Regions from separate parts of the Homo sapiens genome. Here region 1 is linked to region 2. A link is an interaction called in ENCODE POLR2A ChIA-PET data of the cell type or tissue named here. Cell type or tissue: PC-9. All regions are shown on one strand. Each heading gives the region's core, and the rest is flanking DNA. Links, peaks and the distances in the headings are about the cores only. Region 1 has its middle 270 kb from the start of GPATCH2. Region 2 overlaps GPATCH2 (G-patch domain containing 2).

What was found. ChIA-PET counts read pairs that join two places held together with the same protein. Peaks named below come from ENCODE experiments on the same cell type or tissue, not always from the same donor. Only the 100,000 strongest peaks of a DNase experiment are listed, where the experiment ranks them.
Region 1: POLR2A ChIA-PET joins it to region 2 with 6 read pairs; 2 of 35 experiments call an interaction of 5 or more read pairs at or near these places.

Annotation. Positions count from the first base shown.
Region 1 is chr1:217,362,445-217,367,832 of GRCh38, forward strand. No RefSeq gene overlaps it. Among named protein-coding and RNA genes, the nearest start is that of GPATCH2, 270 kb to the right of the region's middle. In PC-9, for the core only: no CTCF peak of the experiment used is centred there; no DNase peak of the experiment used is centred there.
Region 2 is chr1:217,559,697-217,565,084 of GRCh38, forward strand. All of the region lies in intron 5 of GPATCH2 (G-patch domain containing 2), which reads right to left. Among named protein-coding and RNA genes, the nearest start is that of GPATCH2, 69 kb to the right of the region's middle. In PC-9, for the core only: no CTCF peak of the experiment used is centred there; DNase peaks (open chromatin) are centred at 2,705 and 3,005; H3K27ac peaks cover 551 bases.

The sequences.
Region 1 (5,388 bases), core at 217-5,216, 200 kb before region 2:
GGGGGCAGAGTACGGGGTGGATAGAACATGTGTTTCTGTCTCATCTGCAGTAGTGTTCAATTCATGGTGTTCAACTGAGAGATATGCACCAGGGAGGGAGAGGTGAAAACAAAAGTGAAATTAAGGTTAATGTCCCACCCAAAGCACCTTTGTCATCCACAGGCACCAACCCCTTATACATAATCCAGCTGATCTTGTCAGAGTCTTCCACAGTCCTAGCCTGGTGCCATAGCACATGTCCCTGACTGTGAGTGAAGGATTTAGGTAAAGAAATTTAAAATTCCCCCTAATGAGGAGTGAAATATCTTTACAGGTTTGACCCTTAAGTGTAGGCAATAATAACTAGCAAACTGATTTTTGTAACTCAAGAAAAGTTCCTTTGCTTAAAGAAAATGCTAACATTTCTGTCTGCTAAATTTCCACAACTGGGTGGGGTCGGAAAAGAAAGAAAACCAAGTAAGTATATCAATTATACATTATACTACATTATACACACACACACACACACACACACATAAATATATATATATAATATATATATTTATCATGTATCATACATAAGAGATGAATTGGCATTTTATTAATATATGAATATTAGGTATCTTTACACAAATTATCTATTTTGATCTTAATCAGAGACATTAAGAAGCATGACTAAAATCACAGAGCCACTGAGTGTTAAAGCCATTAGTTGAACAAAGCCAGCTATGTCAGACCCTGAAGGTTTAATTTAAAAACTTGTGCGTTGGTCCTGGGAGTAAGGCTTAGCTGCTGGAATGTGTTTACCTTAGCCTTTCCTGAGACAGCAGAATTCGTTTTCTGGCACACCTGAGGGTCAGTCCTGTGCCCTGACCTGGAGTGGCAGTTCTATGCAGTGATTAAAAGCATCAGAGTGACCTGATCTGATTCAAATCCCTGTTCTAGAAGATTAGCTGTATGTTCTCACACAAGTAACTCCGTAAATGTTAGTTGCCTTTTCTCTAAAGCACATAAAGAATGTGAAACACACTTCCTCCATTTGTCCTAGTCTAGTAGGAAGTTCTCAGATGGCCTCGAATGAGTCCTGCCTCCTGGTATTCAACGTTGGGGCAACTCCACCCCCGTGAGTGTGAGCTGGACCTAGTGATTCACTTCTAGCCAAAGCTATATGGGATGCCACTTCTGAGATTAATTTCCAAAAGCTGTGGCTTCCATCTCAGGTGTTCTTTCTCACTCTCTTGCATTCTCTCTGGAAGAAGTTCACTTATTCTAAGGGAAGCTAGCTGCCACCTTGTGAGCTGCCCTGTGGAGAGGCCCATGTGGTAAGGGGTTGATGTATACAGCGAACAGTTAGTAAGGATCTGAGGCCTGCCAACATCCACGTGAGTGAGCTTGGAAGCAGATCCTTTCCCAGTTGAGTCTTGAGAAGACTGCAGCCCAGCTGTTACCTTCAGTATAGCCTTGTGAAAGACCTGACCCGATCCCTTGATTGCAGCTTTCTGGAAAATCCTGGGCCAGAGGTATCTAGTAAGCAGTGCCATGATTCCTGACCACAGAAACTCATTGCTAAGAAAAGTTTGTTGTTTAAAGCTGCTACATTTGGAGGTAACTAGTTACACAGCAAAAAATAACTAACACACATGGGAATAAAAACAATATGGCATATAAAACATCTAGGACAATGTAGACCCCGGTGCACATCGAAATAGTCTGATAGTTTTCATTACTTTGAAACTTATTTTATAGAGGAAATAATGGAAGAGGAAGGCATGGATGCTGAAAGACAACCTTTATCTCCATCAAAATATTTCCTATAGCTTACTGTGACATTAGGCAGTCATATCTTTTCTTTTGACAGCTCACTACCCTATGGCCCCATAATTGGGGAAAGGAAAATTGACTCAACAATAATTATAATAATAAATGGCAAAATTCACTTGAGCTTTTGCCTATCAGTCAGATGTCACATTTGTCACTGGGCTTCCAGACATTGATGTGACCAGTGTCTTAGATCAATGGACAGATGACAAGAATATGAATGATCATAACAACAAATGTCAACTTTATTCCTTTAAATGCACTCAGTGTTCTGTAGATAACCCGAAAGGTCACATCGATAGTTGCCACCTGCTATGTCTCTCGTTCCAAACACTATCAGACAACATGGTGCTTCTGGAGCAGGGAAAGAAGTCAAATGCAGCAGCAGCCTGACATTTGATAATAGATCAGGGCACATCATTGTCCTGTTAAGTAAAGGCAATTCTCTGCCTTTGAAAGATGAACCCGTGCAGTCTCCCTGCTTCCCTCAGTCAGAGGGGCAACCATGTGCCTCCAGACAGGTGAGTTGCTTTTCTCTTTCAATTACAGGTATGAGTTCACTAGATATATTTTTCCTGAACTCAAAGCACCTATGATATTTTATTGTAGTAATTTCTCAGCAATGCAACTTCCCTGTAACTACTACCAAAGGCAAGCATCTAAGCTCATAATTTCCATACTATGTAATGGAGAAAAGTCTGAATTCGTGAAAAATCTAAATGTATTGTACACTTTAAAAGAAATGCAGTTTAATGCTTTTTAATACATATAGTAACTTCAACTAATTGCCAAAATAAGCTTTGCTTCCTCTGGCTTTAATGAACAGATTAGCAGCTCTAGCATTAGAAACACCATTTGCATAAAATTAATTTGCTAAAGCCCTTAAAAATAGTGTTCATAATGGCTTAAACATGCTCACTGCCTATTTATACTATTAATTTGCTAAGTAAACCTTTCTTTTTAAGTAGGACAAAAGTGAATCATCAGTCCAGCTAAAGTTGAAGTATCACAAAAACCTAAAATAAGTGAAGTCTAAGTTATTATGTTTTTCCCATACAAAGTTGGTAAAAATACACGCATAAAGTTAAGTCCAAATAAACTGATAGTGCAGATATTTTGTTAATCATTGAGGTAACAAGGAAAAGTAGATCTTTTTCAACCTGATTTGGCTCTCCTTTAGTTGAAAATGCCATTTTTTCTAGAACCACTTCTAATTAAAAATAAAATTCCACTTAAGCTGATTCATACTTAGTGGATAGTATCGGCAAGACGCCTATAGAACTGTGTTGGAAATTTTATTGAATGATGAAGTTTAAAGTAGAGGATTCCAAATATAAACTCGATCATATATTTTCTTCAATTAGCATGGAAATTCTTTGCCTATCCTCTTAAAAACTATGACTATATGGAGTAATTTGGCATTTAAATGCTGACAGTACTCTCAAAATTATCCACTGAATTCCAGGCAACCTCAATTAATACCTCAATATGATTTGTGAAAGATATTTGATAGATTAATTCTAAAATTCACCTGAAAGAAAGAAAATACCAAAAAATACCAAAAAAAAAAGCCATGAATATTTTTTAAGGAGTAGAATTCTTTGGGGTAAAGACAGTAGGTTCTCCTACCAAATTTCAGAATATTTTTAAAGTGCTTAATAGTTAAATCGCCGTGGTGTTGGTTCAGGAAAAAAATAGATCAATGAAACAGTAGAAAGAATTCAGAAACAAATCTATTTCAAAACACATTTATTTCAAAATAAAAGATATGAAAATTCCTTTTATAATAATGGTAGAATCTCAGGCCCATGGAGAAAAATGCATTAACAAATTGTGTTGGAAGATTACCCATTTTAAAAATAAAAGGTTAGATTGCTACCTCACACAATTCACAAAAATAAATTACAGATTGATTAGAGAGCCAAAGGTTAAAAATAAAAGTGTTGCAAATAAAGAGAAAAGAAATGTGTGAAAGATATTCTTAAATAAAACATAAAACATAAAAGCTAGCTGTGAAGGAAAAAAATGGATAAATTTGACAGAATCAAAAATTTAAAACTCTATGTTAAAAGAAATTATAGCAAATACCGAAAGCTGAAAAAAACATTTGCAATGATGCAGAATAAAGAGTAATAATATTTGAAATATGTAAAGAACACCTATGAATAAATAAAAACAAACTAAATTGAAAAGGAAAGGAATAGACAACTTCCAGAAAAGAAAACTGCAAAGAACATAGTCACATGAAAATATGCTCAACTTCACCAGGAGTCAGGGAAATAATTAAAAATAAAACAATCATTAAATACCATTTCTTCCACTTGTTAAATTGTCAAAAATCAATATGTGATGGAAAATGTATGGACAAAGTTTATTTATTACCAGTTAGTGGAAACAAATCAGTTTTTTTTTTTTTGGAGGGCAAATTGACAGCATCTATTCAAATTACATTTTAATAAACCTTCAAGAATTCCAACTCTAGATATTTGCCCTAGAGCAACACTCATACATGACCCTGAGTACTATGTATGAGGTTGTCTGTTGCAGCACTGTTTATAATAACAAGATATTGGAAATAACTAAATATCAGTAGAAGAATAAGTACATAAATTATGGCTCATCTGGGAGTTTTTGTTGACATATGCAATATTGTAATTCAAGAAAATTCATTGGAATGTTACTTATAGAAAAAGACTGGAAACACTATATACGCCCATTAATTGGGAGGTAGTAGAATACATTTTGGAATATTCATATGAAAAGATTATACAGTTGTATGAAAGAATGAGATGTATCCATATATGCCAAAATGAAAAAGTTACAAGATACATTTTTTTTTTTTTTGAGTCTCTGTCGCCCAGGCTGGAGTGCAGTGGCACCATCTCGGCTCACTGCAACCTCCACCTCATGGGTTCAAGCGATTCTCCTGCCTCAGCCTTCCAAGTAGCTGGGATTACAGGCACCCGCCACCATGCCCAGCTAATTTTGTTTTTATTTTTAGTACAGACGGGGTTTCGCCATCTTGGCCAGGCTGGTCTCGAACTCCTGACTTTCGTGATCTACCCACCTCGGCCTCCCTAAGTGCTGGGATTACAGGCCTGAGCCACTGTGCCTGGCCACAAGATACATTGTTAATTAAAGAATGACATTTCAGAAGGGTGTGGTGTATACTTACAATTTTCAAAAGAATTATATATATTTTATGTACATATGATAGACCTACATACACGTATACACACAGAAATATGTTTAACACAAAAGGAAGTATACCATAGATACATTACATATAAAACATATCATATGTATTATAGATGTATGCATGTATACATATTTTTTGATTATATATTCATAGAATGCCTTTGAAATATAGGGAACTAATATGGAAGTGTATAAGGCAACTGAGGGTCTGGAGTAAGAAGAAGTCTAGGCTTACTTTCTGTCATATTTTTTTACTTTGAATTTTTCTTATATTTGTATATTAGTTTTCAAATAAAATTCTTCACAAATAAAAACATAATACCATCAGCCTCATAAATAAAACTTATGTAGTTAAAAAGAATAGGAGAAATATGTATGTAGTGACAGAAATAT
Region 2 (5,388 bases), core at 76-5,075:
CTGAGAGACAGCAAGTGAGCCCCAGCCCAGTTCAGGGAGAAACCAGAGATTGAGCTGGGCTAAAGACAGACACCACAACAAGTGAGAGCCCAAAAATGCTTGAGAGAGACAGCCTATGAACCCATTAGCACACACAAGAAAGAGAGACAGAGATCAAGAGACACAAAAATCCAGAGGGAGAGAGAGAGAGAGAGAGAGAGAGAGGTCTATACCCCTCACTCTCCCACATCAGGCTATTCTAGGCTTGGTTCAAGCGATTCTCCTGCCTCAGCCTCCCAAGTAGCTGGGAGTACAGGCACACGCCACCATGCCTGGCTAATTTTTGTATTTTTAGTGGAGATGGGGTTTCACCATGTTGGCCAGGATGGTCTCGATCTCCTGACCTCAGCCACTGCCTTGGCCTCCCAAAGTGTTGGGATTACAGGTGTGAGCCACCATGCCCGGCCAGAATGCCTTTTATTCTTCCTCTCCACCTCATTTTCCTGGTTACTCGTGTTTGTTTTGCAAGGCTCAGCTTAAGAAGCTTGTACTCCAAGAGCCTTGCCTACATCCACCTTGTGAGTGCATGCTACTTGTCCTTCCTCGCTATACCCACAGTATCCTATTCCTTGTATGTTATCACAGCTCTGAGCAAATGGTTTTGGAAGTCACTGTTTGACTTTCTTCATCATTTAACTCCTCAGGGGTATTTGTTTTCCTCTTTGCTCATCAGTGTCTTGCAAATAGTGGGGCTCAATACATGTTGAATGAATGAAAAAACCCAGTTTTTCCATTTCTGCACAAACACTTTCCAAATATAATAAAATGCAGCAGCCAATTCTCACCTATATATACTTTCTTGAACACATTTTGCCTTAAGGTTATCAAATAAAACATTAAGTGAATATGCAAACTTCAAACATTCGGAATATAATGGCCCAACAATTATGAACCTCCAATTCTGTAGGTGCTTCATTTACAGCAGAATTTCTCAACCCCTGCATGATTGACATCTGGGGCCAGGTTAATTCTTTGCTGTGGGAGACTGGTGTGTACACAGGATGCTTAGCAGCATCCCAGGACTCTTCCAACTGGAAGTTAGTAGCATTCCCAACCCTGTTTTAACAACAAAGAATGACTGTCTGTCTCCCATGGCGGTTATATTTTCTTCAGGTACTAATCAGTTAAAGTTTTCATTTTTCACTTTCTCTGTGTAAGATGGCACTATTTTAAGATTTTAACTTTAAAAGTTGGCATAGACAGTGGTAAGTGTTATTTAATGGGGTAGGGAAGAAGGATGCTCAGTTAGTCCTAATTTCATTTGAAAAGGTAAGGGAATACTCAAAGTTTAAAAATAAACAGTTTTGATAATGTGAGTAATTCCATTCACTTCTGGAAAACAAACAGACAAACAAACAGACAAAAACAAAGAAAGAAAAGACCTCTATACTATTTGTGCATTATTTACACCTTCCTGAAATGCTGCAGTTTTCAAAGTCACTTCTGCAATACACTTGGTTTTTCCTTGAATGCAGAATCAAACCAGACATTTAAAATTACAACTCAACATGAGGGTCAATAACTGCATCTGCTACAAAACTTAATAAAATAATCATAAACACCATTGCTTTGCTGACAGGAGGAGCTCTGGTGTCACTAAAACTGAAGAAAAGGTTTATCTAAAAACATACGCACAGCAGTTACTGAGATAAAATCACACTTGGAGAATAAAAAACTGAAAAATAGGTGACACTTCAAGCAGCGAGAAGATGTATGATGACGTTTGTCATCGAGGTGTGTGTGTGTATTTAATGCATTTTAGGCAAGCCCACCATATTCAGTAGAAACTCCTTCTCTTTTTAACTGCACAAAATAATCCTGTTTATTCTTTTCAAACTTTGATTTGTGCCAAGTTCATTTTCAAAACGGTGTCTTCACACATCGGTATTTCCTCTTCTGCCAATGGTCTTTTCCCCACTTTCCTCTGAGATAAATGTGGTTATCTAGAGCCTGGCTCACTGAAAGTCTGAGTGACCTACAGACTTTCAGAAACCAGATCATCACCACTGTTTTCATCCCTTGACAAGTGCAAGAAGTAGAGGAGAAACATGGGGTACACAGCTCACAGACACTCTCCTCTGCAGGGTATGATTAGGTACCTGCCTTGCTTCTGAACGGACCCAAAGGATCTCTAACAGGCAATGGCAAGCCCTTAAGGATAGAAAAATTATTCTCTCTGGGGACTGGTTCTAGTTTGTGTTTTCTCAAGCAGGTATACTGGAATTTCAAGGAAGAATATCTCTCTTCAATCAGGCATGCCAAGTTCTGAACATACCTGAGCATACAACTTTTCTCCTTTCTACCACCAAAGCCCCGCAGTGCAAGAAAACTATCACCACACTAGTGCCCCAGCAGTCAAGATCAACCTTAGCAATTCCAAATGATCTGAAAAGTACTCCAGTGCTTGGGGAGGAGACAAGTGGCTTAGAAATACTACTGAAATTAACACGGAATGCCCCCCTCCCTTTTTTAAAACACAGCATTGGGTTTATTAACTTCATAAACAGGTGTAAACAGAGGTCTAGGAATAATGTTACATGGAGTAGAGCATATTATTTTGTAACTTTTTCGGCAGGAAAATTTTCCTAATAAAAATCTTGCTTGGAACCTTAAGGCTAAGTGAATTACTATGATGGCAGGCTGGATTCCTATCCTCTTACCCATGCCTTGGCACCTTCACTAGGCCTGAGGCAACTTATGGGAATCAAGGGCTTCATGGAACACAGTTGGAAAACTACTAGGACAGAGAAACACTGATCAAGAAAATATGGGGCTTGGTTTTAAGGATAGAAAGAGAAATTAACAAAGACGAGGGCAACAACAATGAACCTAGAGTGAAAAGATCCAGATGTGAACCACACTGTACATTTACCAGTGGTCTAATCTGAAACAAGTTTTCGGCTCACTGAGCTTCCATATTATCATTAATAAACTGGAGATAGACACATATGTTCAAACCACAGGGTTTGCTTAGTATCATGAGTCACTTACTAGCAATGTGATCCTGAATAACTCACTTAACATCTCTGCACTTTGGTTTCTTCATCTGTTAAAACGGGATAATACTCTCTAATTCATGCAGTTGTTGTAAAGGTTAACTAAGACACTTGGCACCCAAAAAAACAGTACAGATCAGCTATTCTTCCTACTCTTTTCTAGTAGTAAACTTTGAAAACTTTAACAGTACTATGAAATATTGGGCAACACACTATTTTTGTTCTATGAATAAACTTCTGTTGTTATTGCTATTGTTAATGACTTTGGACAAGTTTGCTAAGTTGCTATGGGGTTTCTATTCACTCCAAACTACACTTGGACTCCAAAGTACCCAGTTGTCTGATATTTATTCTCAAATTTAGACTATCCCACAAGTAAAGGTAATATCCGTTCCTACTAGCCTAGCTTAACATCCCTAGCTTGAATTCCTTTGCAGAATTTTGCATTAAGCCAGAAGATTCTCCAATGGAGCAACAATTTATCTTGTAGTTATACAGCCACTATTAGGTCTTTTCCTTGAAGTAATGAATTGCATCTAGTATATATTCAGGAACCTTAAAAACTACAAAAAATAGTTATACTGCTCAACCCTTCAAACTTCAAATAAATAAAAAATCATACTATATAAAATGCTGCCTCCTCATGGACTGAGCCAAAATTAATAAAACTGGTTCTATGGTAAACAAACATCTTTTTTTCTACTGAGACCTACCATGATAGTGAGACAGAAAAAACCTAGAGGTTAATGAGTTCAGTCCTATATATCCACAAGAAAGAAATCTAAGTAAGAATTTGATTGACATTGATAAAGAAATAAGGTACATTTTCCTATTATTTGATGCTGACATCCTATTTTCAATACCTAAAAAAGCTTAAACTTCCAGAAATTAAAACAGGAGAGAAATAATTTTTGACCCAACATAACTATAATGCTCTACAAAGTAAAAAGAAAACAAATATTGCTATCTCTAACTACAGTTATATAGACACGTCAGAAGAATGAAGAGAAAGTTTTAAAGAAGTATATGTAGGCCGGGCGCAGTGGCTCACGCCTATAATCCCAGCACTTTGGGTAGCCAAGGCGGGTGGATCACCTGAGGTAAGGAGTTCGAGACCAGCCTGACCAACATGGAGGAACCCCGTCTCTACTCAAAATACAAAATTAGCCAGGCGTGGTGGCGCATGCCTGTAATCCCAACTACTCAGGAGGCTGGGGCAGGACAATCACTTGAACCCGGGAGGCGGAGATAGTGGTGAGCTGAGATCGCGGCATTGCACTCCAGCCTGCGCAACAACAGCAAAACTCCGTCTCGAAAAAAAAAAAAAAAAAAAAAAAAAAGAAGTATGTATAAAAACGATAATTTATTCCAGAATAATTTGAAGACAGAAAGGAATGTTGTGAATTACTCAAAGAGTTCAAAAAGTTTCTTTAATATCTTACTCGAAGTCCGATAAAAATCATCACTGTAAAAAAGGGTAACGTTATTTGCAAATTGAGCAAGAGGACCAGATGATAGCCATATATAATCAGTTGTCACCTTGCAGCTCAATTAGCCCTCATGTAAAAACGAGGCATGTAAGGAGAAATGAGGTTTTGACATTATCTCTGCCAGCAAGATAATTACACAGCCTTCATTTAACAGTAGGGCAACACTACTGTAGCAACAAATTAACTCAGCTCCATTTGCAATTCATGGTGTGTTTTCTCATTTAATACCATTTGTCTTACCCCAAGTGAATGTTTCCATTAGTTTTCTCCGGCACGGCAAATACTCCGTTTGACTCCACACATTACATCACCGAGTCAAGGCTTACCTTCCAGCAACTCTTTGAAAACATACTCAAAATGCAACAGAATGTCCCATTTTTTTCCATTTCAGCTACAACTTTTTTTCTGGTTTATGGCCAAATAATACAGCAGGTGTATGTGTGTTGAACAACCAAGGACACGAAATTCCCCATGGCTACAATCTATTTCAGAAGTGTCTGCTTCTTTCATTAAGAAAAATCAAGAAAGAAACAAATATCAGTGAAATCCTAACTTGGGTACAACCATATATTAAGTTATTAATACATTTCCATAATGCATACTTTAGGAAAGACAAAAACGTGCTGCTGGCTCTAAGTGTTAAGTTTTTAGATATCATAGTCTAAAAAAAATGACTGCGATCTCATTTATTTCCTTTACAAATATTACATTAAATACTTTTGTTCTGCCTCTCAAACTAGACATCATTGAGGAGAGTTGAAAAAGAAGAAGCAGAATGTTTAAACAGTGCTGAGCACAAAAAACAGGAACTGGTGGGCTCCTGTGTTGTCATGAATAGGCTGATCAACAAATTTTACATTCAA